2 separate regions of the Homo sapiens genome follow, and region 1 is linked to region 2. The links are chromatin loops, found by intact Hi-C in ENCODE. Cell type or tissue: heart right ventricle. All regions are shown on one strand. Each heading gives the region's core, and the rest is flanking DNA. Links, peaks and the distances in the headings are about the cores only.

Region 1 (16,557 bases), core at 3,813-11,812, 250 kb before region 2:
TAGCTGGGCATGGTGGTGGGCACCTGTAATCTCAGCTACTCAGGAGGCTGAGGCACGAGAATCACTTAAACCCAGGAGGTGGAGGTTGCAGTGAGCCGAGATCATGCCACTACACTCTAGCCCAGGTGACAGTGCGAGACTTTGTCTCAAAAAAAAAAAAAAAAAAAGATCTTAAGCCTCGTATGCTTATTCAGAAGGGTGTTTGTTTTTGTTTTTTGAGTCACAGTCTTGGTCTATCACCCAGGCTGGAATGCAGTGGCACGATCTCATCTCACTGCAACCTTGGCCTCCCGGGTTCAAGCGATTCTCCTGCCTCAGCCTCCCCAGTAGCTGGGATTCCAGGCTTGCATCACCATGCCTGGATAATTTTTATATTTAGAGATGGGGTTTCATCATGTTGGTCAGGTTGGTCTCAAACTCCTGACCTCAAGTGATCAGCCAGCCTCGGCCTCCCAGAGAGCTGGGATTACAGGTGTGAGCCACTGCACCCGGCCAGAAGGGTGGTTTAAGGAGACCTATTTGATTCATCCAGACCCAGGCCAGGGAATCCTCCTTCCTAAGCAAAATCAGGAACCTACAGCAATAAAGGTCCCAGACAGGTCAACCATCCTTATCATTGCTGTGCAAATGGATTTCTGGGACACGCTGATGTTGACGACCTACATTCTCAGTTTCTGCTCTTACGCATTTCCTTAGTAACTATCAGAGACAATTATTAGAGGAATTATTTGATTACGACAAGAAAATAAATGCCTACAACCACCTCCTGTCTTTTCTTTCCTATACCTGCAAAATTTCTCCTTTTGTTGGCTCTTTGCGAAGTTCATTACATGCAGAAGTGAAAATAATTTTCCATTGCAAAGCTTGTAATGATGTTCTAATGAATAATTCACTCTGCTTTTACAGAAATGAACCCATAATGGCTGCTGTGTGCTGACAGGGAAAATAAAGTATCTGAAATATGACTCTGCAGACTCAGCTGCAAGATGGCCAGGAATTAGCAGAGACAGGATGCACTGGGGGGCCTGGGAGAAGACTTCAAATTATGTCATTAAGATCACTTGGGCAGTCAAACAATGACTTTAAAGGGAAATCCCTTTAAATGTCAAACTTATTCAACCTCAAAGACAACCCTGAGCAGTAACTTTTAACTCTTTGTTTTAATATATTTAGTATGATCCATGAAATGGTCTTTTTTTTTTTTTTTTTTTGAGATGGTGTCTGGCCCTTGTTGCCCAGGCTGGAGTGCAATGGTGCGATCTTGGCTCACCGCAACCTCTGCCTCCCAGGTTCAAGCGATTCTCCTGCTTCAGCCTCCCGAGTAGCTGGAATTAAAGGCATGCGCCACCTCACCCAGCTAATTTTGCATTTTTAGTGGAGACAGGGTTTCTCCATGTTGGTCAGGCTGGTCTCGAACTCCCAACCTCAGGTGATCTGCCCGCCTCGGCCTCCCAAAGTGCTGGGATTACAGGCGTGAGCTAATGGTCATTTTTTAAAAGCCTGGTAGGTTACCACTGGCATTTGGGACCAGAGATTGTCTGCAGTCATGGACAAAGCACTTGGCTACAGTCAAAAGACTTGAGTTATTTGTAACTCTAAGTCACACCACCATTCCAGGTCAAAACTTGAGGCCAGGCGCAGTGGCTCACACCTGTAATCCCAGCACTTTGGGAAGCTGAGGTGGGAGGATTGCTTGAGCCAAAGAGTTCAAGACCAGCCTGGGCAACGTGGCAAAACCTTGTCTCTACAAAAAATACGGAAGTTAGACAGGTAGAGGGCGCAAGCCTGTGGTCCCAGCTACTCAGGAGGCTGAGGTGGGAGGATGGCTTGAACCTGGGAGACGGAGGTTACAGGGAACCAAGATCGTACCACTACACTCCAGTCTGGGTGACAGAGTGAGATCCTATCTCAAAAAAAAAAAATTCCCCTTTATAAAACAGGAATAATAATAATACCTATTTCACTATTTCACAGGGCTGGGGTGAGGTTTTGTATGAGGACCTGAACTGACTTCCCTGCCCATGTGCTTTGTGTGGGACCTTGAACGAGCCCCTTTTAGCTTCTCATAGCTTCAATTTCTTCATCTGTAAAATGAACATCATAATACATTCATATCAAGCTAGCATTTATGGAACTCTTAATATTTGCTAAGCTCTGTTCTCAGCCTTATTTTATCTTCACGGGAGTCCTATCAGATAAATTTTAATAATCCATGTTTATAGATGAGGAAACTGAGGCAGACAGTTCTTATGTCATGAGGTTGTTATGAGAATTAAATAAGATATTACAAATAACGACTTACTAGGTACCTGGGACATAGTAAGTGCTCAACGAATGTTACCTATCTTTACATAATAGTAATAATGGCTAAAAGCACTTATTACTTAACAGCTAAAAAGTGCTAAGTGTCCAGAAGGGGTTTTTTAATTCTTGAGAATGTATTTCAAAACTTATAACAACATTGAATAAATTCACTTTTATCTTCTTGACCCACATATCTGGCACATATTCAACTGTATTTCTTCTGTTCTGGGCTCTAGCCTCCTGATACATAGGGGCTGCCATCTCTCAATGGGCACCACTCCAGGTGACTTTCCAGCATGGCTCAGACACCTATGGGTGCTCTGGCTGAGGAGATAAACTGAGCTGTGGCTGAGGGTGCAGGTTACCCTGCTGTGCAGCATAGGACGAACAATGCACTCTGTGCCAGGTGCTACTCTCAGCATGCCACATGTATAAATTCATTTAGTTCTTACAATCACCCCAAGAAGGAGAATCTGCTATTATCCTCATTTTACAGCTGAGGAAAATAAGGTACAGCCAACCCTTTATATCCATGGTTTCTGCATCCATCGGTTCAACCAACTGCAGACTGAAAATATTTTTTAAAAGCCCAGTAAGAACAATACAACAATAAAAAATACAAATAAAGCATAAGAATTATTTACACAGCATTTACATTGTATTATCTATAAGTAATCTAGAGATGATTCAGCCATAAAAAGAAATAAATTAACAGTATTTGCAACGACCTGGATGAGATTCGAGAGTATTATTCTAATGGAAAACCAAACATCATATGTTTTCATTGATATGTGGGAGCTAAGCTATGAGGATGCAAAGGTATAAGAACGATACAATGGACTTTGGGGACTTCAGGGGAAGAGTGGGAGGGGGGCGAGGGATAACAGACAACAAATATGGTGCAGTGTATACTGATCGGGTGACGGTTGCACCAGGATCTTACAAATCACCACTAAAGAACTTACTCATGTAACCAAATACCACCTGTACCCCAATAACTAATAGAAAAATAAAATTAAAAAAATTTTGTGCTGCCATAAAAAAATTTATATAAATCTTTATATTATATATTTTATATATTATATAAATATATATTTTATACATATATATACACACACAGGAGGTTATACTTAGGTTATGTGCAAACACTATGCCATTTTGCATCAGGGGCTTGAGCATCTGTGAGTTTTGCTATCCACAGGGAATCCTGGAACAAATCCCCTGTGGATACCAAGGGATGAATGGTACAGAGAAGATGAGTGGATTTGGTCAAGATCTCCTGACTCATAAATGATAGAGTTGGGATTCAAACCACGCTAATATACAACTACCGCATGACACTCCTGTGGGGCTGCAGTAACATGGAAATTTCCTTGGGCCATCTTCTGAGCAGAATGTGGAGGAGAGCTGAAGAGCTAGGGGATTTGGCATAGAGTAAAGGCATATGATACGGGGCAGCTGGAGCTCCATGGGAAGTCACACACTGGCAGGATGAAGAGTCTGCTGTGAAGTATCTGGGCAAGAACTTCCTGGACACAGCATATCATCAGGAGCAGGGCAGCCAGATTAACATAATAAGACTGGGATTAACACACTAAGACCCTTCTAATCTCTGTAAGTGGATTTAAAGAGACTTCCATTGTGCTAGCCCTGGAGTTAGGCAGGAGTTCTAAAGCTGAGACATCTGTGAATCCCTTTGAAATGCATTCATAATTTTTCTAAGCATGAGCATTTTCTGGGGAGGAACGATTGGTTTATTAAATAAATAGTGATCAAACAGTAAGGATCACTGTACTGGGGTGGTGGGGAAAGGCTGGTGATCCCTACCTCCAGCGGCAGGTTCCACGCTATGTACACATGAGACTTGTAATCGTCCATCCAGACCTCAGCAACGCGAAGAGCATTCCTCTTGGTGTAGAAGCCAATGTTGCTATTATATGGCTTCTTCTTCCGCTCAATGTGGGCCACCCGTGAGCAAGGAAGGACCTCCATGCTGCCCCCACAGAGCCATACCTAGGGGTACAAAGATTTCATCAGCCTGAAAAAGAAATTCCCAGAGGCTATGCCCCCTCCCCAAGCCCAAAAGCAATGGTTCAGCTGACTTTGCATAAACGTAAAATACATTTTAATATATAAAGCCAATGAGAGGTTGTGCACGGTGGTTCATGCCTATAATCCCAGCACTTTGGGAGGCTGAGGTGGGCAGATCACTTGAGGTCAGGAGTTGGAGACCAGCCTGGCTAACATGGTGAAACCTCGTCTCTACTAAAGATAGAAAAGTTAGCCAGGCATGATGGCGCACGCCTATAATCCAGCTACTCAGGAGGCTGAGGCACAAGAATCAGTTGAACCCGGGAGGTGGAGGTTGCAGTGAGCTGAGATAGTGCCACTTCACGCCAGCCTGGGTGACAGGGCAAAACTTTGTTTCTAAACAAATAAATAAATAAATAAATAATGCCAATGAGAGTTCAAGGTTGGTTTGTTACTGCAGCATGGTCTAACCTAACCTGACTAAAACATATAAAAAAGAGGCTTGGGAGAATTCTTATAGAAACAACAGCTCAGGATATAAAATCCACCTCTAGGTAAGAAAGGCCCATAAACCTAAGCTGCCCATGGCAACACATGAGTTTTCTTATGTTCTCAATAATGCACAACTGACATCCCTGAAGGCTGCCTTTCCCATCTGGCTGAAGCTGCGCCCTGCCAATGTAGAATGGAAAATTCATACTAAGAAACAGATCTTTATTCATATCAGCACAAGATGTATATAATGATCTAGTTCTGGGTTAAGTTTTGTTTTATTTTGTTTTGAGACAGGGTCTCTCTCTATCACCCAGACTGGAGTGCAGTGGTGCGATCACAGCTCACTATAACTTTGAACTCCTGGCTTCAAGTGATCCTCCTGCCTCAGCCTTCCAAGTAGCTGGGACTACAGGTACGTGCCTCCATGCCCAGTTAATTTTTAAATTTTTTTGTAGAGATGAGGTCTCGCTATGTTGCCCAGGCCGGTCTCACACTCCTGGTCTCAAGCGATTCTTCCACCTTGGCCTCCCAAAGTGTTGGTATTACAAGCATGTGCCACTACTCCCAGCCTAGTTCTACACTGTTAATATGCTCTACTTTGGAGTCCTACAGGTACAGATGCCAAGCCTTCTGGAAGCATCCACTCCAATGCCATTATGAGCAGCTGTCGCTTGCTATTACTGAACTATTCAGAAAGAAAGTTGCAATGATGGCTGCCTTTGAGGGATGCAAAAGCCCAAGGATGTGGGACTTCTCATCCCTCTGCATGGGGATGGCAGGCACCTAGGCCGTAAGGACCTGCTCCAAAAGGAAAGCTGGACTATCCAACTTCTCTTGGTCCAGGTGGGAAAAAAAAAAAAAACCTTATTGTAAAAAAAAAAATTAATTTATGGAAATGAGGTTCCTAGTACCAGTGGAAAAAAAGGAAAATGACAGAAAAGTTTCAGGAGCCTGTGAGGCTGTTCTGCTGTGAAGACACTGTATGCTCTGCATAAGTGACAGTTTTTGCAGGTGAGCTGACTCAGGTAGGCTCATTCCAAGATGGGTTACTTCAAGCCATTCCACCTTTAGTCTCCCAGTAACCACCAAAGCAAGAATACTGGGACACTCTTGAGTGTCTACATACCCCCTTCTTGACTTTTGTTGGCTGAATTTGGTGGCAAAATTTGTTTTGCGTGTATGATGTTCTGTTTCTATTTCCCAACTTCGGTTATACCACAGGGAAACGATACAGATAGAAAATTCTCCCATAAGCAAGAATCCTCACTTTGCTTGCTTCTTCCAGGAGGAATTGTGGGCTAAGTGGTTAGTAGAGAATAGATGTTCCAGACTTCTTTGATCTGGGACAGGACAGCTAGATGCCCTCGCATGTTAGGTTAGACCCAGCTGCTGGCCATGGAAGGAAGTCAAGGAGGCCAAATGTTGGCAAAGGGCCTGGGAATAGAGACAGGAAACTGGTGTCTTAGAGAGTAAAACAAGGCGGCTGAATTTCAAGGTACGGACAATATATAAAGAATCAGGGTCTCACAATGATGTTGCAAGACTCAGTGAATGAATGAAAAGATATACCATGTTCAAGGATTGGAAGAATTAACATTGTCAAGATGGTAATACACCCAAAATTGATCTAAAAATTCAACACAATCCCTATAAAAATCCCAGCTGAATTCCTTGCAGAAATTAACAAGCAGATCCTAAAGTTCGTAAGGAAAAACAAGGGACCTCAAGTAGCTAAAACAACCTTGAGCAAACTGGGAGGACTTCACTCCCCAATTTCAAAATTTAATACAAAGCTACTATAGTCAAGATGGTGTGGTACTGGCATAAGGACAGACATACGGATCAATGGAATAGAACTGAAAGTCCAGAAATAAACTCTCACACTTATGGTCAACTAACTTTCAACAAGGGTGTCAAGACAATTCAGTGGGCTAAGGAATAATATCTTCAACAAATTGTGCTGGAACAACATGTAAAAGAATGGACATGGCTCCTACCTCACACCATATAAAAAATTAACTCAAAATGGATCAACGACCTAAACATAAGAGCTAAAACTATAAAACTCTTAGAAGAAAACATAAGAGTAAAAATTCATGACCTTGGATTAAGCAAATGTCCCAACAATTGATTAATGCATAAATAAAATGTAACATATCCATATGATGGGATATTATTTGGGAAAAAAATGAAATGTTGATACATGCTACAACATGGATGAACCTGGAAAGCATGCTAAGCAAAATAAGCAAATCACAAAGGACTACATATTCTATGATTCCATTTATATGAAATGTCTGGTAAATAAATTGATGGTTGCTTGGGAGGTGGTGGGCAGGGGGCTGGAGGAAGGTAGAGTGACTGCTAATGGGTTTGGTGGTTCTTTTTAGGGTGATGAAAACATTCTAATATTGATTGTGGTGAACTTTGCACAGCTCAAACATACTGAAAAAACCATTGAGTGGCACATTTTAAATGGACGAATTATAATGGTATGTGAATATATCTACAAAGCCATTATAAAAATAGATAGATGATAGATAGACAGACAGACAGACAGACAGATAGATAGATAGATAAACAGAGAGATGGGGGAAAGTAGATTCGGGCGTGAATCTCAGTTTGGGGAGGCTCAGGAGGATGGATGGAAGCAAAGCAGAACTCTTCAAGGACTTAGCAGGGATGACAGACACAGGCGCATAAGAGACCTTAGCAAAAGCCTGAAACCCAGTCATAAGAACACAGGTGCCAAGTGGGAACAGAACCCACAAGCCAGTCTGACTTGGCACTATGTCCTCCACAAGCCATCCAGACCAAGGTCAGGATGGCTTTCATGCCTGGGGTGCAGCCAAACTCCCAAGAGGGTTCAAGTGGATGTAGCTGTTAGGAGTGGAGGTGAGAGGATGGAGGAGCCATATGTTGGCTGTGTTAGCCCTGTGCTGGACACCAAGCCTTTTAAACAAGGGGAGGGAGATGGTGTAACAGACAGGTGGCAGGAAGCTCAGCACATCTGTCCTGTGTGGCAGAGACATGGGCTTCCTGTCCTGGGCTCTGTGGTGTGGATATCAGCCAGCACACTAAGTGTGCATTGACCCAAAGTCCCTCAGCTCTCCCTGTAGAGTCTGGGGAGGACTCAGAGGCTCCTGGAATAGCAGATGTCTTGAAGGTATGCCCTGCTGTGGGGTCCAGCAAGCCCAGGGTGAACTGCCAGGGTCAGTGCCTGCCCTGGAATCCTGCTGCTGGCCTGGATGCCCACAACATTGCCATCACTGGGCATGCACTGTGGTCATTATCCTGCCTGCCTCAGCCTAAGTCTGCACTTTAGCTCATCACCTCCAGTGACTCAGACTGGATTTTAAATCCTAAACATGAACTGTCATTAGCGGCACCTCTTGTGTGAGACAGAAGACGAGGGCTCCTCTTGCTCATCTCTCCTCTACTCTCCACTTTCACAGGCCCCTCCCCTTAGAGAGGCAAGTATACCTGCTCTGCCTGCTCCAAACTCCAGGACCAGTCCAGTAATGACAGAAAGCACCAAAACCAACTCCCTCATCAGCTTATCACAGATGAGGAAACTGAGGGTCAAAGAGGTGGAGAAAGTGGTTCATAACCCCACAGTCAGTAAGGGGAGGAGTCAGAACCACACCCCCGACCACATGCGACAGCAGCAGACACTGGCCCTTCCTGCCCTGGGAGAGCTGACCTACAGCTGTAGACCCCTTGACTTCTCTTCAGTCACAGCCCTGTCCCTCACTCTGGGTGCCTGGTTGGTGCCTCTGACCTGCATTGTAACCACAGTGAGCAGGGGAAACAGTGAGGACAGAGCTGGGCATATAGATATATGCAGAGGAAGCTCCATGGATCTGCAGTGGCACCAATGACATCCTAGGGTCAGAGGTCAAAGCCTGCTGCTGCACGGATCCAAGTGGCGGCATGGCTGTGCAAGGGAGGCTGGAAGATGCCTGGGAGACAAGTGATTCTTCAGGCCTCAGGCTCTGCTCTGTGTTGGCTGGGGGTGATCACCAGCACAGCTCATGGGCTGGCTCTAAGTGATGATGAGCTGATGTGAAGTCTGCCAGTGGTTAAGCAACCAGGCCTACATAGCAGATGGAAAGAAATGCAAGAAAGTGGACTGAAGGCTTTTGAGCCTTAGCAATAAACCAACAGTCCAGCTAAGTCCCCTATGGAGGGGTATTCCCGGAAGGAGTGATATTCCACCTTGGCCTCTGAGTCCACCCAAGAGGTCTGGAAGCAAAAGGGGTACCCTCTAAAGGGAACGATCCAGTTTATGTTTCTACCACACATAAGACCCAGCTATGAGTATCCCAAGTACAGCTGGTCCCAAGAAAGGGTCCTGCGGATCTATTCTCTACATCAGTGTTTACCAGCCCACATGGTGAGTTCCTAGGCAGGCTGAAGAAATGAAGAGAAATGCACAGAAAGGTAGGAACAAGACTCTGACTGGCATGTCGCTGATGCCAAGAGCAGAGGGAAGTGCCCAAATGGAAAGCGCCCCAGGCTGTGGCTCCTCACACAGTGGAGGGAGGAGGACTTCCAGATGGGTTGGAATGGGCCAGGAGGAGGGCACGCTCCAAGCTCTGGGACCAGTCCTGGAGGCAAAGAACCCACCGCAGGGTTCTTGGTGACCCTTTGCTAGGGAAGTGGGGAAGTGGCCCTGCTTAAATGGATATGGGCCTCCAGGAGGTGTGGTGACTCCAGAAACAGACGCTCATCCATTTATTTATTCATCAAAAAATGATCCATTCAGGGCCTACTGGGCTGGGCAGGGGGATGAAATGAGAGGTGCTAGTAGACAAGGTCCTTGCTGTCATGAAGTGGATAATCTAGCAAGGGAAATGCATTAATCAAAGAATCACAGGCAGAAATGCACCATCACAAAGGGAGCTTTTCCATGAGGGAAAACAACACAGGGCTAAAAATCTAGCGTGTAACACGAGGATGTGGCCAGTGGGCTCAGAGAAAGCATCCCCCAGGAAAGGATACTAAGGTGAAGTCTGAAGGGCTAGGCTGAGCTGAGTAGAGGAAGTGGGCAACAGTCCCAAGCCCAGGGGCAGCCAGCACAGTTGCAATGACCTTGTGAAGGAGAGAGCAGGGTGTGCTGGACTGTATTCAAAGATGGCAGCAACAATTCCACCCATGCTCCTTGGCAATGTGACTTATTTGCTCTTCCTATAAAAAGGCTGAACCTATTTCCCCTCTCCTTGAATCTGGGCTGATTTTATGACTTGCACTGATTAACAGAATGCAGAAGTGATGTCTCACACAACCCAGGACTAGGCCTTAGAGACTTTGCGGCTTGCACTTTCTTCCTCTTGGAATTCTGAGCCCGTCAGGCTGTAAGGAAGCTGAGGATAAAAGACAATGGAGCAATAGAGGCCCAGCTATTCCAGATATCATGGCTGAAGACTAAGGCATGGGAGTGAGGCCATGTGAGACTGTACACCCCCAAGACAACCCATCAGTGGAATGCCAGTGTGTGCATAAGCATAGCCAGGGCCATGTGGAGCAGAAGAACCACCTGGCTGACCGCAGCCCAGACTTCCAAACTTCAGAATCTTAATCCAATCAATTGTTATTTAGGCCACTAAATTTGGGCTTACACTGCAATACATAAGTGATACATAGAGGATATTCAAAGAGCTGAAAGAATAGCCATGTGGCTGGAACGTAGAAAATGGATTCAGAAAGTAGGGCTGGAAGAGAGGAGAATAGTGGAAAATATTGGAGAGGTAGGCAGGGTCCACACCAGGCAATTACCTGGAGGTCATGTTAAAAAGAAATTGATCTTTGTTGTAAATGAGAAGCCACTGAAGAATTTGGGTTTGAAAAGATCACTCTGGCTGAACTGTGGGGAAAAGACTGGCAGCATGAAGAGGGGAGATGGAGAAAACAAGAATGCTTTGCTATTTTGCAGGGAAGAAGAGCTGATAGCTTTAGTGACAGCAACAAAATAGAGATGTAGATAGATTTGAGGGATTTTTTTTTTTTTGAGACAGAGTCTTGCTCTGTCACCCAGGCTGGAGGGCAGTGGCATGATCTTGGCTCACCGCAACCTCCGCCTCCCAGATTCAAACTATTTTCCTGCCTCAGCCTCCCAAGTAGTTGGGATGACAGGCGTGTGCCACCGTGGACGGCTAATTGTTGTATTTTTAGTAGAGATGGGGTTTTGCCATGTTGGCCAGACCGGTCTTGAACTCCTGACCTTAAGTGATCCACCTGCCTCAGCCTCCCAAAGTGCTGGGATTACAGGTGTGAGCCACCGCACCTGGCCGAGGGATTTTTAATAGGCAAAATCATCAACAATAGATTGGATATGGCTTGGAAGGAGAAGGAGGGTTATGAATGACCCCTAGCCACTGGATATACTGAAGCTTCATTCATTGGGGCAAAAAGCCTGCCCTAAACTACCCAGGCCTCTGGAATATGGAAGGGATGAGGCAAAAGAAACCATCACAAGACTCTGGGGTCTGGGAAGTCTTAGGCAGGACACATTGTTCTGCTTCCTGACAGCTGATGTCCTGGAAGAAGACACACTATGGGAGATGAATGTCAATGGGGATTGATTTTCATCATTTTGGAGAGTCTTCAGTGGCACGTTGGTTTAGTTACATCTTTTGATACATGTTTCATTCATACATTCAACTTCATCATTTACTAAACACTTTCACTAGGCCCAGCGCAGTGGCATATGACTGGAATCCCAGCAATTTGGGAGGCTGAGGCAGCAGGATTCCTTGAGGCCAGGAGTTCAAGACCAGCCTGGGCAACATGGCGAGACCAGCCTCTACAAAAGAAAATTAAATAATTAGCCAGGTGTGGTGGCACATGGCGGTGGTCTCATCTACTCAGGAGGCTGAGACAGGAGGATCACTTGAGCCCATGAATTCAAGGCTGCGGTGAGCTATGATGATGCCACCGCACTCCAGCCTGGATGACAGAGCAAGACCCTGTCAATCCATCCATCCATCCACCCATCCATCCATCCATCCATCCATCCATCCATCCATCCATCCATCCATCCATCCATAAAATGAAATAAAATTGCAAACACCTGGATCCCACCCCAGCCCTATAAATCACATTCCCCAGGGATGAAGTTGAGGCACCTGGGTGTATGTAAAAAGGCCCCCCATGGGATTGAGATGTGTAGCCACATTTGAGAGCCACCAGCTTAGAAGGCTTCTAATATCATTTCCAGGGTTGTGATCTGATGACTCAATTTTACAGAAGCTGAAAGAATTTAAGCAAGGGCTGTGCTCTGCCACAGCCTGGACAGCTGGATAGTAGCTTCAGGGACCCCGGAAGAGCCACAGGCAACAAATGAGGATGCAGGGTGCCAGGTACTGCCCAGGCCACCTGCTCCCCTGGGCACCTGTCACTGAGGAGCCTAGGCAGCCAGGGAGGAAAGAGGAGGCCAAGCCATCAAAGCCAACATGACTGGTTCATTTATATTCACTATGCTCACAGGCTATGGGCTCCAAACATTTTTGATGTTTAAAAATGTAAAGCATACCTTCTCCAATATATTTACTTTATTTATTTTTCAGTACATGCACATACTACTATGCTAATATATTTTACACATGAAAAATTTAGATATATAGAAATCCAAAAATGACATTAGAATATGAGTGCTAATATATTCCTCTTGTCCCTCTAATGGTCCACATCATCTTGTGTACCCCACTTTGGAATCTACTGCCCTAACAGTGAGGCAGCTGTTCTCACCTTGTCATAGAATTCTAATATTCAAGGTCTGGTCTTGTCCTGTGACTTTTAGAGGCCAGGAGTTTCTCAAAAGCAGCAGGAAGGATCATTCGGGCATAAGTAGGTTTGGATCCAAAATATTCTGGTGAGAGTTTTCAATTGTGCCATTAAATTGAGAACCCTGGGTGCCCTGATTATGTGAAAGCCACTTTTCCAGGGATCTTCAAGGCACTAACAGGGGGCAGCTCTCTCTTGAAAGAGCTTGCATGCTATTATAGCAGGTGGCCCGGAGCAGAAAGACAGTGTGTTCTCTCTCCCCACGACCTCCGTCACTCAAATTGAGCAAGGAAGCTACATATACCAGAAAGAAAGCCAGGCACCATCCTCACCACTTCCTCCCTAGGCGCCAGCCAATCCATCACCAAGTCCTGCAGATGATGCCTCTTCACTACAGCTCAACTGCATCCACTTCCTTTCACATCCACTATGACCACCAGATCATTTTCTCCTCCCTCATCACCTTGGTGCAAGCTACGACCATCTCCCACCTGGACCACAGCCACCACTTCCGAATCCAACTCCATTCAGTCTGACCTCCGCTCAGCAGCCAGGGTGGAACTGATCATTCCACGGCCCTGCAAACTTCGATGGCTCCCACCGACCACTCTGAAAATAAATCCTCAATCTTCGTGTGGTCTTCAAAGCCTCCCCCTGCAGCCTCATCTCTGCAGCTCCCCTCAATCCCATGATGTTTCCTTTTGTCCTCCCCTGTGCCCCATTCCTGCCCGGGACACTCCTCCCCCATCTGCCTAGTTAACTCCTAATCAAACTTTGGCTTTCAGCTCCATCAGTGCTTACTCAAGGAAGCCCCAGATAAAAACAGAGTTCCCTATAACATGCTAGCATAGCCCTTATCACGGTTGTAATTGCATGATCCTGCCAGCATGTGGGCGTGCAAAAAAAATTACTTTCTCCCTTCTTTACTAGGCTGTTACCTCAATGAGGACAGACTGTGTCATCCTGTGTCCCTACTGCCCAGCACTGTGCCTGGAACATAAGTAAGTACCCAAAGAGTTCTGAGTTCTTAATCAATGAGTGAATGTGTACATACATTAATGAATGGAGAGGGGCTGGAGGGAGTAAGCAGCGAAATTGTCTGGAGAGGGGGCCTAGGAGGTGGGAAAAGAGGAACAAATTAAAGAAAGGAAAAGGAAATAGACTAGAAGATATAATATGCCAGGCAGAGAAAGTTAAAGTCAGTCAACCAAGGGCCCTTATAGAACTCAACACGAGCTAGATTTGAGTCTCTTCCCAAACGCTCTTCCCACAAACCCAGAACCACCCTGATGCTTCTAAGAATGCTGTTCCCTGGCACCCCTTCTGGTGCAAATCTACCCTACAGTATGTCAACATCAGCCAGCCCAGCCTAGCCTGGAATCAGTGGGGAGATGTTCTCTAGCAAGAGCTGAGATAGACCCAAGAAAGATCAATCATTTTACTCTCTAGTGGGAAAGGCCACTGGCTCCATTTCTCCCAGAAGTCAGGCACATGCATTCTTCCCCCGGAAACTATTTTCTCATCTGTAAATGACAGGGGGCTATCTCTGAGGTTTCTTTCAGCTCTGGCATCTCAAGATACCATGGCCCAGTCTGCAGAACTATGGCCTCTGCTAACAGAAAACAGCAGACCGCAGAGGCTGCCTACCCCGGTGTTGACTTTCTTGAGGAATCATCTGGAGACTGCCAGGAATTCCCCAAGTAATGAATTCAGGAATGTTTTCTAGATCATGGAAGACACACTACCCGATCAGATCTGAACTACTGCTGGGTATATCAATACTTCTTTTAATCTGTCCAAAATTCCCTTCCAGGTAGCAGAAAGTTTTTTGAATCTTTTTCTTTGATTCTTTTTTTGAGAGACAAGATCTCACTCTGTCTCCCAGGCTCGAGTGCAGTGGCATGACTGTAGCTCATGGTAACCTCAAACTCCTGGGCTCAAGCACTCCTCCTGCCCCAGCCTCCCGAGTAGCTGGGACCACAGCTGAACACTACTACGCCTAATTTTTGAATATTTTGTAGGCTGAGCATGGTGTCTCACGCCTGTAATTCTAGCAGCACTTTCGGGGGCTGAGGTGGGCGGATCACCTGAGGTCAGAAGTTTGAGACCAGCCTGGCCAACATAGTGAAACCCCTTCTCTACTAAAAATACAAAAAACTAGCTGGGCGTGGCGGCAGGTGCCTGTAATCCCAGCTACTCGGGAGGCTGAGGCAGACGAATCGCTCGAACCCAGGAGGTGGAGGTTGCAGTGAGCCGAGATCGTGCCACTGCTTTCTAGTCTGGGCGACAAGCAAGACTCCATCTCAAAATAAAATAATGCAATAAAATAAAATATAAAATAAAACCCTCCCGGTGAAAGCCTGTGATCTATTTTCAGAAGCTTTCTTCCTGAAAGCATAGGCACATAGATACCTGAAGTTAAAGATTTCACCACTGTCTCTTAACGTAACAGTGAAACAACAAGAAATTAACATAACTAGTCCATTTTTGTTTAAGGGGAATTTACTCATTGTTGCATGCAAGTTAGGATAATTTGAGAGCACTGATATACAATGCAAAGCAGCAATCACATAGTTTTGAAACTAACTCTGGGATTACAGGGGAAGTAGGTACACCACTATGTTTTGTTAAAGGTTTACAGGAACATTGGGATCTAACCAAGGACGAAGAAGTTCCCAATCACTTAGGACTCTTGCTGGTGCCCAGATTATCTGCCGTCCTCAGTTGCTTCTTGAGTCCAACCTCTACACAGTTTCCCCATATCCCTCTCCCATAAAACCCTCCAGCCGGCCGGGCGCAGTGGCTCATGCCTGTAATTCCAGCACTTTCGGTTGCCGATCACAAGGCTGGAGGCGGGCGGATCACGTCAGGAGATGGAGACCATCCTGGCTAACACGGTGAAACCCCGTCTCTACTAAAAATACAAAAAATTAGCTGGGCGTGGTGGCAGGTGCTTGTAATCCCAGCTAATCAGAAGGCTGAGGCAGGAGAATAGCTTGAACTCAGGAGGTGGAGGCTGCAATGAGCCTAGATTGTGCCATTGCACTCCAGCCTGGGTGAAGAGCCAGATTCCATTTCAAAAATAAAAAATAAAAAAAATAAGATAACATCTTAGCATATGTTCTTGAGCTGTTTTTCAGAAACTCAGACCCCACTCAAGGGATTTGCTGGCAGGTAGACTCTCAGATAAGGGGGAACTGTGGACTGAACTCTGACCACAGTGCTTGTTTCTAAATTTCTTCCCAAGGGGTCTGGAGGAGGTCATGTCCATGAGGGAGCACTAATGTTCTTTTCTGCTGACCTCAGATTTTTACACAGAGCTTTGCATCCTGGAGCAATCGCAAATCAGAAAATCTTTGACTCCACCTTAGACCTTTGGGCCCTGCTTCAAGATGTCCTACTTTTTGGCTGGGCGTGGTGGCTCATGTCTGTAATCCCAGCACTTTGGGAGGCCAAGGCAGGTGGATCACCTGAGGTCAGGAGTTCGAGACCAGCCTGGCCAACATGGCGAAACCCTGTCTCTACTAAAAATACAAAAAATTAGCCAGGTGTGGTGGCACATGCCTATAGTCCCAGCTACTCAGGAAAGTGAGGCAGGAGAATTGCTTGAACCTGGGAGGCAGAGGCTGCAATAAGCTGAGATTACACCATTGCACTGCAGCCTGGGCAACAAGAGAGAAAGTCTTAAAAAAAAAAAAAGTCCTACTTTTATAGGTCGAAACAATGTACAGCTTCCATGTGTCAATTTCTGACTTTGCCTGTAACCTCTGCCTCTCTGCCTTTAAAAACCCTTACCTAGGGCCGGGTGCGTTGACTCATGCCTGTAATCCCAGCACTTTGGGAGGCTGAGGCAGGTGGATCACGAGGTCAAGAGATTGAGACCAACCTGGCCAACATGGTAAAACCCCGTCTCTACTAAAAATACAAAAATTAGCTGGGTGT
Region 2 (16,557 bases), core at 3,856-11,855:
TCACAAAAGCCTTTATAAGTGGGAAGGAAGGAAGCAAAGGAGGAAAAGGTCACGTGATGAAGGGTGCCAGAGAGAAAGGGAGATGCGACATAGCCATGAGCCAAGGGAGGAGGCAGCTTCTGGAAGCTGGAAAAGGCAAGGACATGGATCTCCCAAGAGCCCCCAGAAGGACCAGACCTCCTGACCCAGCCCTCCTGACCCAACCCCTTCTTCATTTTAGTTCCATCAGCTCATTGCAAATTTCCGACCTCAAGAACTGTAGCAGCATCAATCTGTGCTGTTTCAAGTCATTATTTTCATAGTAACTTGTTATAGCAGCAAGAGGAAACTAATATAGCATTGAAATCAACCTATTTCATTCAACCTCCTTGCTTTTTTTTTTTTTTTTCGAGACAGAGTTTTGCTCTTGTTGCCCAGGCTGGAGTGCAATGGCATGATCTCAGCTCACTGCAACCTCCACCTCCCAGGTTCAAGTGATTCTCCTGTCTCAGCCTCCCAAGTAGCTGGGATTACAGGCACCTGCCACCACGCCCATCTAATTTTTTAAATTTTAGTAGAGAAGGGGTTTCGCCATGTTGGCCAGGCTGATCTCGAACTCCTGACTTCAAGTGATCCACCCACTTTGGCCTCCCACAGTGCTGGGATTACAGGGATGAGCTACCAGGCCCGGCCTCAACCTCCTTTCTATTTGAGTTCTGCAACTGGTATGCCTCAAGATATTGATCTCCATATCCCGAGAGGCAGCTGGGTGGGACCCGGGGCAAGAGCCATAAAGAGCTCCCCAACATCCCTCCAGTTCCTCAGAATGCCACACCCCCTTGTCCTTTTCTATATGATCTTGTATCATGAAAAAGAGTGCAAACATGACAACAGTACAAGGCTTCAAGTATAAAATAGCCCCAGAAAAAATAACTTTCAAACTTCATCCTTAAAAGCTCCTGAACGCAGTTCCTCCTATACGAGGAAGAATAAAGAAGTGTGAACATTACTATCAGTTTGAAACTTCTCAGTATCGCTGTTGGAAAGCTGCACTTGAAAACTTTACATAAAGGTGCAAAATGCAACATCCTCCCTCTGCAGGAAAGCTGTGATCCTGAGACAACGGCGGCTCCTGGAGAGCTGTGTGCACACAGCTGCTCGAGCCCAAGGCAGGCTTTCCTGGCCTCTCTCAGTAGCTCCTTTTTACCCTTGAATTTGGGGGCTCGTTGGCCGCCAGGGCTCACCAGCCACAGACCTGATGGGGAGAGAAGGGTCTCCGGCGTCCCACCAGTCTTTTGGGGGGCTGATGTACATGCACCACAGCTCCCAGCTGTACCCGTGGGCCGAGTTCTCGTACCGCTGCACCTCAAAGTTGTCCTGTTTGATGTTGTCAATGGAGGGGAGGATCACACGCTTCCGGTTTTCCTGGATGCGGGATAGAACCGGCTCAGCCCTGAAACATAGAGAAATAGACATGAAACCTCTCTTCTCTCCCGTGAGGCACACCTCCCAAGACCACACGGAATGAACAGCATTTAGCTACTTAAGGCTGGGCTTTGGGAAGGCTGGAACTCAGATGCAAACTGAGGCTCCCAGGGACCTGCCCACGCTGGATCCTGCAGCTTCACTCCTGGGCTGTGAAGCGTGTGAAATCAGCGCACCCCTTTCCCCTTGTTGGAATCACTAGAGTGATGCCTGCTCTGGCCCGAAAAGCCTGGAGCAAGAGGAGTTCAGAACATGGGGTCTCCTTCCCAAGAAAGTGCCAAGTCTCACTTCTCATACTGACGGTGGACTCCATGATTCACATTGCATGACAGTTTTATACAGTGTCGTCAGTTTCCCCCCAGGGCACTGACTGCCACCGCTTGTTTTTTCTGCTGGCACTGAATTCCCTTTCCCAAAATAGGTCACTTCTGCCCGGATGGCCTGGTTTTAACACACATTTCACTAGCTTCTCTGTGTGTGTGTGTGTGATTATTTCAGTTGTTTTAATTGATGATTTAATTGATTTCTTAAAGGGATCTAATTGAATTGGTTAGCAATAGGAGACTGGAAACTAATTAAATGCAAAGGCAGGCAGAATCCCAGCTTCCTGCTCACTTCCCCAGCTCGAGGCTGCAGCAGGTAATTCGTCAGGAATCTGGCTCCAGGTTCAAGGTGTAGCCCGACTGGCTTAGGAGACAGCAGATGGCCAGACACCTCCACCATCGTGTGTCTCCGAGGCAGGCGCGGGAAGGGATCATTTCCCATATTCGAGAAGGAGAAGATGGCTCTCCTAAGCCAGGGCATTAATCTCCCAGCTTATAACAGAATGCAGGCTTTGGAACAGAGTCAAGCGAAAATCCCATTCCTCTGCATTATCGGGAAGAATAATGAGAACACACAGTCGACAACCCATCTCTTTTCATTTGCAGCTATTGAATTACCTGTTGGCTCATCTCATCTTTCTATTTAAAATGAGCAATAAAATATACCCTGGGCCATTACCTGCTTCCAATACTTCTGCACACACCATATAAGCTGAAGCCAAATGGCACTAATTTTCCAAGGCTTCCAGGCAGGCTTAGGACCATGGCCCTGGCCAAGCCTCCACTCATGAAATTCTCCCCTGGGGATGCCCTTTGCTACTGGCAGAGAGCACAGCCATCTAAGGAGGCTTAGACCAAGTACCATCTCTCCTACCTCACTCACCACCTGGTCCCAAGACCAAGTACCACCTCCCACACCTCTCTCACCACCTGGTCCCAAGACCAAGTACCACCTCTCCCGTGGGAGTTCTTCCTCTCAACTCTTAGATCATTTTCCCCACCTTATTCAAGTCACAATGACTGCGCAGCTGCCTTTGCTAATCAACTCTGAACACGAATTATTTTTCCTTATGAGCTAATGATAGCTGATCTTTATTAAGCACTTACTAGTGCTGGGGGCCATTCGAAATATTTCACATGTGTTGACTAATGCAACCCCCAAGATAATCGTATGAGGTAGATACAATGATCAGCATTATATAAATGAGGATACTGAGGACCAGGGAGGTTAAGTAGCTTGCCCCAGGTTATACAGCCAAGTGGTGGTAGAAGGAGGTTTCTAACCTAGCTGGTCTGGTTCATGTCTTAATTCTGAAGCTCCACTACCTCTTTGATGAACCATGATGAACCCCATGCAAGTCCAGATCATGCATTAGAAGCATTCAGTTCAGCCCATCTATCAGCAGCGAAAGAGTCACTGAGTATGGAGGCAGAAGACCTTGGTTCCAATGATATTTCTTTTTTTTTCTTTTTGAGACGGAGTTTCACTCGTCTCTCAGGCTATAGTGCAATGGCATGATCTCAGCTCACTGCAACTTCCGCCTCCCAGGTTCAAGCGATTCTCCTGCCTCAGCCTCCTGAGTAGCTGGGATTACAGGCGCCTGTATTTGTATTTTTAGTAGAGACAGGGTTTCGCCATGTTGGCTAGGCTGGTCTCGAACTCCTGACCTCAGGTGATCCGCCCGCCTCAGCCTCCCAAAGTGCTGAGAGGTGTAAGCCACCACGCCTGGTCCCACTGATATTTCTGCGGCTGAGAATTTTGATCTTACTGTCTACTAGACAATGTATGACGATTCCCAATAATTTGCTCCCTCCTCCCTGGGGATGTCCTGCCTATTACCAGGTGGCCTGCAATGCTTCCTTAGAGAAGCACACTCCTTCCCCCAGTCTCCAATTCCCATTTAACTTGGACATGTGAATTGGTTTGCCAATGGGATGTGAGCAAAATGACGGTGTCACATCAGAGCAGAAACAGCCATTTCGAAGTTCAGCCACTGTTCTTTTCCCTGAGCCACAAAGATGGAATGTCCTAGACAGGAGGATTCCTTGACTCTCAGAACACAGAGGAGAAATCAAGCACAGCCACAGCCAGACAACCGCAGCTGACGTGCCATGCAGACAAGAGAGAAACATGTATTGTTGTAAGTCATTGTGACTGGAGACTTTTATTGCAGTAGAACCTGGTAAAAGTTGAGACACACTGTCTACCTTGTAATGAAGAACTGCCAAGGGGTTTTAATTCAGAGAGGGTTCTATGCCACCCGGGTAGAAGTGTGGAAAATGCGTCTGAATGGCAAAGACTAAAGTCACAGACATCAGTGAGAATTAGATGATAGGTGGATTTGATTAGGTAGACTAGAATTAGACTGTAGACTTGAGGGCAGATACCAAACCTGCTGGATTTTGAACCCCAGCTTAGTGTCCAACTGTCCCAGTTTGTGCAGTACTCTTCCAGCCTTACCACTGAAAGTCCTGAGAAATCACTCAGTGCCAAACTCCAAACCTAGAACAGCACCAGGGATATGGTAGGCATCTAGCAAGTATCTGCCAAAAGAATGAGTTCCAGCAGTGACCGCATTGGTTTAGGTGAATGTCAAGAAAGAACCAAGCTAGGAGAGTGGTGGTCAAGATAGAGAGAAAGAGGGAGACAGGAGAAATGGCAGACAAAACTGGCTGGAGGTGGAGGTTGACAGGATGAGTAACATGATGGCAAGGGGAAAATCAAGGGAAAGGGACATGTGTCGGGGCCATGTCCTTTCAGTTTTGAAAGGAAAGAAACGAGGAGGCAATGATGCCAAGGAAAAGACAAGGTATGCCAGGCCTGAGGCTGTAACGGAACATTCGCCTGAATCTTTTTCAGAAGGCTTCCATTATGGCTCAGTGCTTCTCAAACTGTAGCATGCATCAGAGTCCTCTGGAGGGCTGATTACAACAGATCGCTGGATCTCACCTGCACGGCTTCTGATTTCAGGGGACTGAGTGGAGCCCAGGAATTTGCATTTCCGACAAGTTCTCAGATTCTGCGGATGCTGTGGGTCTGGGGCGCCACACTTTGGGAATGATTATTACTAGAGATAAACAGCTCTGGAGCTCAGGAGAGAGATGAGGGCTGAAGACATGCAGCTGGGTGTCACCAGGGTTTGATGACAGCAAAAAACTGGGAGGGAAAATTGGCGGCCGAGATGGCAATAGACCCCAGCATGCACTTGAAGGGGTCAGTGTTATCAGTGGCCCTGGGTTTCTTACGTGGTCACATGCATAAACATTGTCTTTTTATCCTGCCATTAAAAGGATTCTAGAGGTTGTTGCAAATGAAGAAGAACAGACATTTTAATGTTAATTAGTGATGGGATATTGGTTCTTCAAATCTAGTACAGTGAACAACACTTACTCAAGAAGGCCTCAATGAGTGTAAATAAACATATTTGTGAAATACAAGACTCTGCTTCTTACTAATTAAGCAACCCAGGGTACAGGTTATTTAACCTCTAACTTGATGGATCATTGGTTACTTAGCAACAATTATCTGACCATGCTTTAAAACTGGAAAGTCCTATTCCAATTTTAACATGATTCTGGCATTTTTGTGGCCTCACTCTTTGTGCATCCAAAATCTTCTACTCCCCGTACACTCAACCAATTTCTCACATTCTGTTCTTTTCACCTGGAAAAATATCAGGGCCTATCTGCAGAAAATGCGCTTCACCTTCCTCCGAATGATGTGAAAGATAATCCCATACATTCTGGGGAGCTTTACCTGAGTAGTTAGAATTATAACTATATCTCTTTTCTCACAATGACAGACAACCATCCTTCCCTGCAAACAGAGCAGCAAAGAAGGAAAAGAGAACAAGAAAAATATGACTGTCTTGTACCATTTGCAAGGATTCTGTTGAGTTTTATCTAATTGATACACCGTTTTCTTTTTTTCTTTTTTTTTTGAGATGGAGTCTCTCTCTGTCACCCAGGCTGGAGTGCAGTGGCGCGATCTAGGCTCACTGCAACCTTGGCATCCCAAGTTCAAGCGATTCTCCTGCCTCAGCCTCCCAAGTAGCCGAGACTACAGGCGTGCTCCACCATGCCAGGTTAATTTCTGTATTTTTAGTAGAGACAGGGTCTCACCATGTTGCCCAGGCTGGTCTCAAACTCCTGACCTCAAATGATCCACCCACCTTGGGCTCCTAAAGTGTAGGGATTACAGGCGCAAGCCACCATGCCCAGCCTGATAAAACATTTTCACTGGGGATTTTGATGACGATGATGATGACGATGATGCCAATGATGGTGAACTGAACAGACGGCAGACAAATTTCTCCCTGCTCCCTAGCTTTATCCCAGACAATGGTCTCACTTTCTTCTTTGACGAGTCTCTCTCTAGTCTCCCAGTGCCACTACAGGTAACAGGTGAAATGTCCCACCTCCCAGATTCCAGCCCCTCTCAACCACAATGCAGGTCTTGAGCACCCCTGAGTTTCAGCTCATGACCTACCAGCCAGCGGTGAATTCCACGTGGGCATCAAAGAAGCCAGTGACCTGCCCGGTAGCCACCTTCCAGCCCTCAATGCGAGCGCGGATCAGGCCTTCCCTCTTCTGATTTCTTACCACCTTCACCAGCCCGGGGTAGCGTTTGTGGACATACTCCTCTAGGGGGACCTTCAGCTCCTCTGCAAATGACAAAAATGCAAGAAGGTCTATAAACATGTCATTTCAAATTTGCATCTAACCCACTGCAATGCCCACAGATCTTCAGGGAGTTCAAAGATCTCAAAAAAAATCGCATGTTAGTAATTCTGGCAGAAAAGAAAATCTCATCAGTCTAGGAGTCAGAAGACATCTCTGATGCATTCACCCAGGACAGCTATCTTCTGACAGTTTGCAATCCGTACAGCGGGATGGGAACCAGGCCTGGCTTTTATATCCCGGCTGCTATGAGCCGGCAGACGTCCTTCAAGATTCCTTTTCTTAGTGGCCCTTCCTCCAAACTTGGCCAGAATCCTTGTCCGGTTTATCAAATTCTATATGGGCTTTTCCATCTGCACACAGACTCGTTCTTACAGTACGTGCCTTGGGATGCAATGTAAGTCTTTGCTCAGTAGTAGAAATGCTACCTTGGAGGCAGAACTAATGCTACCAGGGATTGAATACCCTCCCTTCTGCAACAAGCAGGTGGCAAAGTGCTTCATTTCTATGAGCTAATTTTATCCTTGCAGAAACCCTAGGAGGTTGCTAGATTAATTTCATTAATTAACTAAATTAATTCTATTTTGCAAATGAAGACATAATCTTAGGGAGGCTAACCTGTTCCAAGGTCACATATGGGCTAACGGGAGAGCTGAAACACAACTCAACTGAATCTAACTCTATAGACATAAAGACTGATACTTGGCTGAGTGCAGTGTTGTGCACCTGTACTTCCGGCTACTCGGGAGGCCAAAGCAGAAGAATCACTTGAACTCAGGAGGCTGCAGTGAGCTATAGTTACACTACTGCACTCCATTCTGGGCAACAGAGAAAGACCTGGTGTCTAATTTTAAGAATAAATAAAACTAAAGGCATTTAAAAAAAAAAAGTGATACTTTGTGTGCATAAAAATCACCAGGTATAGGGAGGAAAAGGAGGGGCTAACAGGGAGGGGATTCTTAGATACTTGCACTCCAGGTACATGTCCTGCATGGGTGCTGGGGGACTCAGGGACATGTCACTAAAGGCCACAGGTCATGGAATGCTACAAGGGGAATCCCGCCTGCTGACCAGGGTTGGCTTGTGACTGCAGGAATCTCTGTAAGTTCAGGGAGAATATTCTGAATGCTGAGCGCTGGGCACCATGCCAGGAGTTCTGGAGGCACTGTTACCTCTTAGCTGCCACGTGACCTGCAACTTAGTCGTGGCTCTTCCCAGGAACAGGATGTCAGCTCCTGGCTACATCACTCACCACATCCGGGTATCAAATGAGTTCCTCATTTGTTAAGAAGTTGCGAGACTTCAGGGAAGATATATGGGTAGGGATTGGCAAGGTTGGCAAAAGAAAGTGTGGGTCATTACCACTGGCCTTCTCACATCTAAAGAGCTTTGGGAGGTATTAAAGGAGTAAAAGGATAAGGCCTAATCATTTGGTACTAGCCTTATGGCTGCTACAACTAAAGGAAAAGCTATATAGAAAGCACTCAATATGCATTCAATAAATGGTAAATCTAATAATAATTGGTTTATCATAATTATTAATGTTGATCAATTACATAACTTCCTATGAACAACAGATTGTCTTTCTAACTAGCCAATATCATTTTTATTTTTATTTATTTTTACGTTTTGAGACGGAGTTTCTCTTTCGTTGCCCAGGCTGAAATGCAGTGGCGCGATCTCAGCTCACTGCAACCTCCACCTCCTGGGTTCATGTGATTCTCCTGCCTCAGCCTCCCGAGTAGCTGGTACTACAGGCATGTGTCACCACAGCCGGCTAATTTTGTATTTTTAGTAGAGATGGGGTTTCGCCATGTTGGTCAGGCTGGTCTCGAACTCCTGGCCTCAGGTGATCCACCCACCTCAGCCTCCCAAAGTGCTGGGATTACAGGCATGAGCCACTGTGCCTGGCCACCAAAATGATTTATAAAGTCTAGGGCCTACTGTATAGCAGTAGACACCATTCTCACTCTTACAATGTACAGGGATACACTGTTCCAAACAACAGTGTATGGAAACATCAAGGTAGATGCCACCTCCAATGATCAGGGTTTAAGAACAAGTGACACTGAGCAGGCTTCCTTCCCAGTCCCTGCAGTGTGATTCTGGACTTTATAAGATACTGAGTTGTGCTCTGGCCTGTGCTCAAAGACAATTCAGACACAAGTGCTCCCTCAAGATGCTTACAATCGAGTTAAGGAGATGAGATACGTTTAAAAATTATAGGAAGGCGCACTTTGGGAGGCCAAGGCAGGTGCATCACCTGAGATCAGGAGTTTGAGACCAGCCTGGCCACCATGGAGAAACCCTGTCTCTTCTAAAAAAAAAATACAAAAAATAATAGCTGGGCATGGTGGCGGGTACCTGTAATCCCAGCTACTCGGGAGGCCGAGGCAGGAGAATTGCTTGAACCTGGGAGGCGGAGGTTGCAGTGAGGCGAGATCGCACCACTGCACTCCAGCCTGGGAAACAAGGGCGAAACTCTGCCTAAAAAAAAAATAAAATAAAAACAAATTATAATATTCAATATTATAAGGTAAATGAGGCTAATGGCCCCCACTCGCCCAAAAAAAATGGTCACGGAGGAAGAGTGCTGTGAGGAGTCACAGACAGAGAAACTGTTTTGGCTGGGAGCATTAACGGAAAAAGTTGTTTAAGTTATGCAGCAGATCTGGACGTGAGCTCTCACTATTCTAAAATACCACACCAAAAAACACCTAAGTGAAAAATTGGATCTACTTAGATGACAGTATCATGAGCATCAAAGTTTCAGTCTAGGAAACTGGGAAGATGCCATTGATTTATTTTATTTTTATTTTATTTTCCTTTTCAGATGGAAGCTTGCTCAGCCACCCAGGCTGGAGTACAGTGGCGTGACCTCAGCTCACTGCAACCTCCACTTCCTGGGTTCAAACAGTTCTCCTGCCTCAGCCTCCCAAGTAGCTGGGACTACAGGTGCCTGCCACCATGCCCGGCTCATTTTTGTATTTTTAGTGGAGACAGAATTTTGCTATGTTGGCCCTGCTGGTCTCGAACTCTTGGCCTCAAGTGATCCCCCTACCTCAGCCTCTTAAAGTGCTAGGATTACAGGCGTGAGCCACCACACTTAGCCAGATAAGATTGATTTAAAAAGAGAAAAAGAAGAGAAGAGAAGAACAAGTTGATGAGTTTCTCTGAGGACAGGTTGAGGGGGCCAGAGGACATTCTGGGGTAGGCAGCTGAACCACGACAATGGTCTGGAGGTGAGAAAACAGGGCAGAGGTGTCAGGCACTGAGTGATAAGAGATGATGTCCTAACATGGAGAAACCCCGTCTCTATTAAAAATACAAAAACTAGCCGGGTGTGGTGGCGGGCATATGTAATCCCAGCCTCTCAGCGGGGCTGAGGCAGGAGAATCGCATGATCCTGGTGGGGCGGAAGTTGCAGTGAGCCGAGATTGCTCCACTGCTCTCAAGCCTCAGCAACAGAGCGAGACTCCGTCTCAAAAAAAAAAAAAGGGAGATGATGGCCTAGGAGAGAAGGTGACAGTTCCAGGAAATGCAGGGAAGAAGACTTAGAACCACACGTTGTGGAACACATGTATTTAGGAGGCAGGAAGGAGGGCTAGTGAGCAATCATGGCTCACTGCAGCCTCGACCTCCCGGGCTCAAGCAATCCTCCTGCCTCAGCCTCCCGAGCAGCTGGAACTAAAGGCGTGCACCACCATGCCCAGCTAATGTCTTTTATTTTGTACAGGGCTGGATAGAGAATGTAGAAGGAAGAAGGGCTGGAGAAGCCATACTCAAGGCGGTACAGACGGGACTCCAAGGAGGAAATGAAGTTCTCAAACCTGAGAGCCCAAGAGCATCATCTGCAGGTGTTGAAACAGAGTCCAGCACTTTACAGGATAATGCTCCTATGACACCAGTTCCGAAGCATTATCCTGTGAAGTGTTTGGCAGAGTTTCTGGAAGAAGGATATGTGCATTCATTTTATAAATATTTAAAGGAGCCTCTGTGGGTGAGAAGGTTCAGAGTCCCTGTCCTCCAAAAGCTGCTCAACCTCCAGGGTCAGGAAAGTCAAATGCATTAGAGAAAATGCAAGCTGAGAATGGTCCGTTGATCAAGACAAACAGAAGGCCCCTGATAGTACCAGTGAGAAAAAAGAAATCCCTGCAGATGCAGCTGTCTCCTGCAGGGGCAGGGTCAATACAAGGAGAACTGGATGAGTGGGACATCTCAAGAGGGACTTCCAGGAAGCCTGGCTCTGGTGGAACACATCTGAGACAGCCTAAGAGCATTAGGGTGTTGAGATTTGAAAACGGAGAGAAACCGAAGAAGAGGTGGGGTGCAAGAGCCCAAATTCACCTTAAAGTGAATGAGTCTATAAATTAGCCAAGTAAAACAAGGCCCCCAGGCTCCCATGGAAGCACACAAATCCCCAACCTGACACTGGTTAGAAAGTCACCCCCTTGGCCAGGCACGGTGGCTCATTCCTATAATCCCAGCCCTTTGGGAGGCTTAGACAAGCAGATCACTTGAGCTCAGGAGTTCGAGACCAGCCTAGCCACATGGTGTGACCTTATCTCTACTAAAAATACAAAAATTAGCCAGGCGTGGTGGCACATGCCTGTAACCCCAGCTACTCGAGAGGCTGGGGTGGAAGAATCGCTTGAACCCAGGGGGCAGGGGTTGCAGTGAGCTGAGATTGTGCCACTGCACTCCAGTCTGGGTGACAGAGCGAGACTCTCTCAAAAAAGAAAAAAAAAGAAAGTCACCCCTTCACCTAAGATCCTTTATCATCCTTAACAGATGAAACCATTCTAGGACATTATAAGAACACTAAGAAAAACATCTTACTTTCTTTTTTCCTCACAAAAAACTCAGAGAAGAAAACAGAAACTCATTTCTGCAAAAATAAATGCAGAAACTCATTTCGACAAAAATAAATGTTATAAAATCCAATACAAAATTGGCCAAGTGCCATTTGGGAACCATTGTGTTTTTTAAGATTTTGATAAACAGCATTTGAGGAGGTTGAGGGGGAGAAGCGAACACTGCCTGTGATCAGGAAGGACTGGAGAGGGAGGTATGCATACCTGCTCCTTAACAATAAAACAAACACATGTCATCCAGGCTCATGGAGCATAAATTGGCAAAAAGAAAGCTACAAAACGGTAAGAACTAAAGCAAAGAACATTACAGAATTCTGTCTCAATCCCGCACTTTCAGTGATATGACAGAATAAACTATCGGTACCATCCCTGGGCTCAGAGCCCTGCTCAGGAGCAAGTATTGACCTAGTAGACTTGAAATTGCCCCTATACACTTTATAAAATTAATCAGGAGGCTGGGTGTGATGGCTCACACCTATAATCCCAGCACTTTGGGAGGCCAAGGTGGGTGGATCACCTGAGGTCAGGAGTTCAAGACCAGCCTGGCCAACGTGGTGAAACCCCGTCTCTACTAAAAATATAAAAATTAGCCTGGCTTTGTGGCACACGCCTGTAATCTCAGCTATTCAGGAGCCTGAGGTGGGAGAATCCCTTGAACCTGGGAGGTGGAGGTTGCAGTGAGCCAAGATCATGCCACTGCACTATAGCCTGGGCAATAGAGTGAGACTCTGTCTCAAAAAAAAAAAAAAATCAGGAAAGAAGTGAGGGGAAAATTAAAATAAACCAAGCGTGCAGCACATTCAGCATTAATCATTAGTCTCTGACCTGTTTCATCATAGTTTCTTAGTGCCTATTGTCCTAGAATGACTAGGACAATAGACCCTGTTACAAGATTACAGTCCCCTTTAACTGCTCTATAGATAACAACTTGAACATTATAAAATATTAAGTTTTCCCTTTGAGATATTCTTTCATGTCCTGCATACCAATGAAACTGCTGACATCAGCTGGTCTGAAGGACCCCACAAGAAGCTGACTCACCAAAGAACGCAGTTTCCACATCTTGATAATTTCATCCCCTTTACCCTGATCAATGAATGACCTTGATTCTCCAGCCTCTCACCTTCCATGATCCCCTTCAAAGCCCCAGCCCAGAAATCGTTGGGGAGGTGGATTTGAGGATCTCTTCCTGTCTCCTCACTTGGCTACCCTATACTCATGAAACTCTTTCTCTGTTGCAAATCCTGCTGTCTCAGCATAATTGATCTGTTACTGCACAGTGGACATACGAACCTGGTGGTCCTAAAACAGACTCAGCTCCACCTGCTTCCAGAACCAATGCAAAAGTGTCAGTGCTTGGGATTTTTATGTGTACTTGGGAAGTGGCCACCCAGTCCAGGACTTGGCCAAGTCTGCACATCCACAATGGTGGGCAACCTGACCTCTCAACCCTCACACAGTTGTTAAGCCTTGATGATGAGACTTACTGAATATTTCAATTGCCCTTCAGAGTATGGAGATTCAGGAGAATCTGTCTAAGCTTAGATGAGTGAGTGTTCCTCTACCTTTAACCTGCATCCGAATCACCAGTAAGTCTGAGGTGGCCCAAGAACTTGTATTTCTTACAAGCTTCAAATGGGGAGCTGCTGCATCAACTGGTCTGCTAAGTGCATATTGGGTGGCTCTGGCTTAGCATTTACCCCCCTGCCTAACTCCATCTGGGATGAATTAGACCCTGAGTGTGGGCCAGAGCTTACTCCAACTGAGCTGACATTCCAGAATCCCAGTGTTGCCCTGTCCATCTCCACTTTCCCCACTGCCTACGACCTACTTGTCCTGCCTCATCTAAAAAACTGAACCCCTTGGAAGTGACTTTGGCCTACATGGTGAGGGTTTGGCATGCCATTTCCAAAACTGGAATCTTTTAAAATATAGATATATTTAAATGTGTGTGTGTGTGTGTGTGTGTGTGTGTGTGTGTTTGTGTATGTGCATATATATGTATGTGTGTATATATATGTATATATACACATGTACACATATACAGTATATATATATAAAATACATATAAATACATACATACATACATACATACACACACACACACATATACAGAGACAGAGACAGAGACAGGGTCTGGCCTTGTTGCCCAGGCTGGAGTGAAGTGGTGCAATCACGGCTCACTACAGCCTCGACCTCCTGAGCTCAAGCGATCCTCCTGCCTCAGCCTCCTGAGTACCTGGAACTACCTGCACACACCACCATGCCCAACTAATTTATTTTATTTTGTATAGATGAGGTCTCGCTATGTTACCCGGGCTGGTTTCAAACTCCTGGCGTCAAGCAATCCCTCCCCCGCTCCCCACTTTGGCCTCCCAAAGCTCTGGAATTATGGATGTGAGCCACCAAGCTTGGCTCCAATACTGGGATCCTGATGGCTGGCCACCTCTGCGTGGGGCAATCTCACAATTAGGTCAGTCCCTGGACAAGGATCCCATATGGTCCTGCCTTCTGCTTTCATTCCCTGTTCCTGCTACCACTGCTACTACTGCCACAATTCTATCAACACTCCTTCTGACACCATCAACTCCCATTGCCACCACTGCCACGCTTATCACCAACACCTCTCCCCACCAGCAGCTGCTGAGGTTTGGGCATGCTGCTCACTGTGAATGCATGGGTTGTGACAGCTGGGGACGAGAACATAGCACATATGGCACGTTCCAATTAAGAAACAAAATAGAATGAAAATGCCTGCCAGTATTCCCAGAGTGAGAATCACTGGGGACCTTATGAAAATGCAGGTTCCGAGGCTCCTTTCTCGGTATCCCTAATTCAGTGGGCCTTAGTGGAACTGGCCAGCACCCCCAGGTCGTTCTCACGCAAACCCCAAACATCTCAAAAGCACTGGTTCACTTTTTTCATTGTTTTTACCATGTTTAAAATGTTTTGACCATTTTACAATATACAATTCACTGGCATTGAGTACATTCGCAATGTTGTGCAACTATCACCACTATCTAGAACTTTTTCATCACCCCAAACATAAACCCCATACCCATTGAGCAGCTGCTCCCCATCTCCCCTTTCCCAACCCCTGGTGACCACTAACATGCTTTCTGCCCCTATAAATTTGCCTAATACACATGGTTCATGAAAATGGAGTCGTAAAATATGTGGTCTTTTATGTCTGTTAATTTTGACGGTGCAGAAGAGGTGATTTTATGTTGTGTGTAATTTTGTTTTGTTTTGAGAGAGGGTCTCATTCTGTTACCCAGGCTGGAAAGCAGTGGCCGGATCATAGCTCACTGCAGCTTCCAACTCCTGGGCTCAAGTGATCCTCCTGCCTCAGCTTCCTGAGTAGCTGGGACTACAAGGATGCACCACCATGTCCGGCTAATTTTATTTATTTTTTGAAGAGACAGGGTTTTACCATGTTGCTGAGGCTGGTCTTGAACTCTGGGCTCAAGTGATGCTCCTGCCTTAGCCTCCCAAAGTGCTGGGATTACACGAATGAGCCACCATGCCTGGACCGTGTGTGTGAATTTAAAACCCTTGACCTTGCTGAAGGTCTGATTCATATTCTGTGGCCAGGGGGTTCTTCCAACCCCCATGCTGGTAATTGATGGACTGCAGGCTTGCTCCTAAAGCCCAGTCTGGTCAGCTGGCCTGCCCCTCCCCTGGGTTCCTCCTAGGCCACCTTCTCCCTGGGCACATCTCTGCTCCTAGCTTGTTCCATGGGTTTCCAAGTCTACCTCTGTCTGGAAGCATTTGGTGAGACACTTAGATAAGACTCCTCATCCTGATGGGACTTGAGTTCCTGAGCTCTTCAAGACTGGATGTGGAGAGAATCCAGCCCCTGCATGGTGACCATACCCTGGGCCCTCCCAGATGCCGGCCTTTCTCTCCACCCCAATGGAAACTTCCAGTTCTCTGTGCTTAGGGATTTATGACAGAGATCACAGTGAAAAAATGGTCTTCAACGCAGAGTTTGGCACAGACATTAGTCAGGACACTTGACATTTCTGCATCATCTCTTTTTTTCTTTTTTTCAGAGAGATTTCAATATTTTATATATGTAAGAATTAGCTTTGATGCCCTAGAAAGAACATAAAACACAGACTGAAAACACTTGGGTATCAGCTACTTGGGAAGCTGAAGTGGGAGCCCAGCTTGAGGTAGAGGTTGCAGTGAGCGGTGATTGCACCACTGCACTCCAGCCTGGGTGACAGAGTAAGATGCGATCTCAAAAAAAAAAAAACCACCTGGAAATACAGGTGCGCCTGAGAATACCTTTATGCCTGAAATAACCAATCAGCTAAATGTATAAAAGCAGCCCTACAAAGACTATTTTAAAATATTTTAAAAATATTATTAGACAAAGTTTTAAAATATTATCTTTAAAAATGAACGAAAAGATGGTGGCGCGGGGAGAAACTCGGTTGCATATTCTGCTCATGCAACCTAGGGGGTTTCTTATCTGTCCAATGGAGATAGCAAATCCCAGAAATGAACCTGGGTTTTGTGGGACCTGAAATTTACACAATTTGAGGCATTCTCTTTGAGAAACATTTTAAAAGCTTACTTTTGTAAGTTCTCCAAAAATGCATGACATGTAAACACACAACAAGGGGCCATCAGATGACCTCGAAGGGCACCCGTGCAAGTAAGGGGCCCAATGCGGAAGCTTTGTTAGTTTCTCAGTGAGAATACCAACTGGGGAGGCAGATTCCACCAATGCCAGAGTTCCTTTTCTGCTGACAATCACTATTTTTCAAACATTTCAAATACTATGCTTGTCTGTGTCTATAATGAAATATTTATATCCCCAAATTGCTAACCAAGCTCACTAAAAATGTCAGCTAATCAGGAAACACTCCAGAACACTAGTCAGCCAAATTAGATCTCCTTTGGTAATTTAACCAGTGAATGGGCTGTCTTGGAAACTCGTAACATTCCACAACATTTGTCTTCATACTTACTGGGTCCTTATTAAGAGCCACATGCTGTTGGCCTACAACAATTCCTTCATACCTCTTAAAGACTCTGTGAGGTAAAGGCACGATCGACCCCATTTTACAGATGAGAAAACGGAAGCACAGAGCGTGTGCTATGTGCTGAATGTCTGTGTTCCCTCAAAATTCATGTTAAATGCCAATCAATGCCTCAATGGGGTGGTATTAAGAGGGCAAGTGTTTGGGAGCTGATTAGGTCAG

The links. Peaks named below come from ENCODE experiments on the same cell type or tissue, not always from the same donor. Only the 100,000 strongest peaks of a DNase experiment are listed, where the experiment ranks them.
Region 1: a loop joins it to region 2, with 6 times the contacts of the local background. A loop is called at or near these places in 2 of 110 quality-filtered maps.

What each region holds. Positions count from the first base shown.
Region 1 is chr7:71,653,171-71,669,727 of GRCh38, reverse strand. It overlaps GALNT17 (polypeptide N-acetylgalactosaminyltransferase 17), which reads right to left. Exons shown (of 11, transcript NM_022479.3): 7 at 4,132-4,317. Among named protein-coding and RNA genes, the nearest start is that of MIR3914-1, 350 kb to the right of the region's middle. In heart right ventricle, for the core only: no CTCF peak of the experiment used is centred there; a DNase peak (open chromatin) is centred at 7,682; H3K27ac peaks cover 2,478 bases.
Region 2 is chr7:71,405,783-71,422,339 of GRCh38, reverse strand. GALNT17 (polypeptide N-acetylgalactosaminyltransferase 17) reads right to left here. Exons shown (of 11, transcript NM_022479.3): 4 at 6,277-6,451; 5 at 1,235-1,432. Among named protein-coding and RNA genes, the nearest start is that of MIR3914-1, 110 kb to the right of the region's middle. In heart right ventricle, for the core only: no CTCF peak of the experiment used is centred there; a DNase peak (open chromatin) is centred at 7,609; H3K27ac peaks cover 1,052 bases.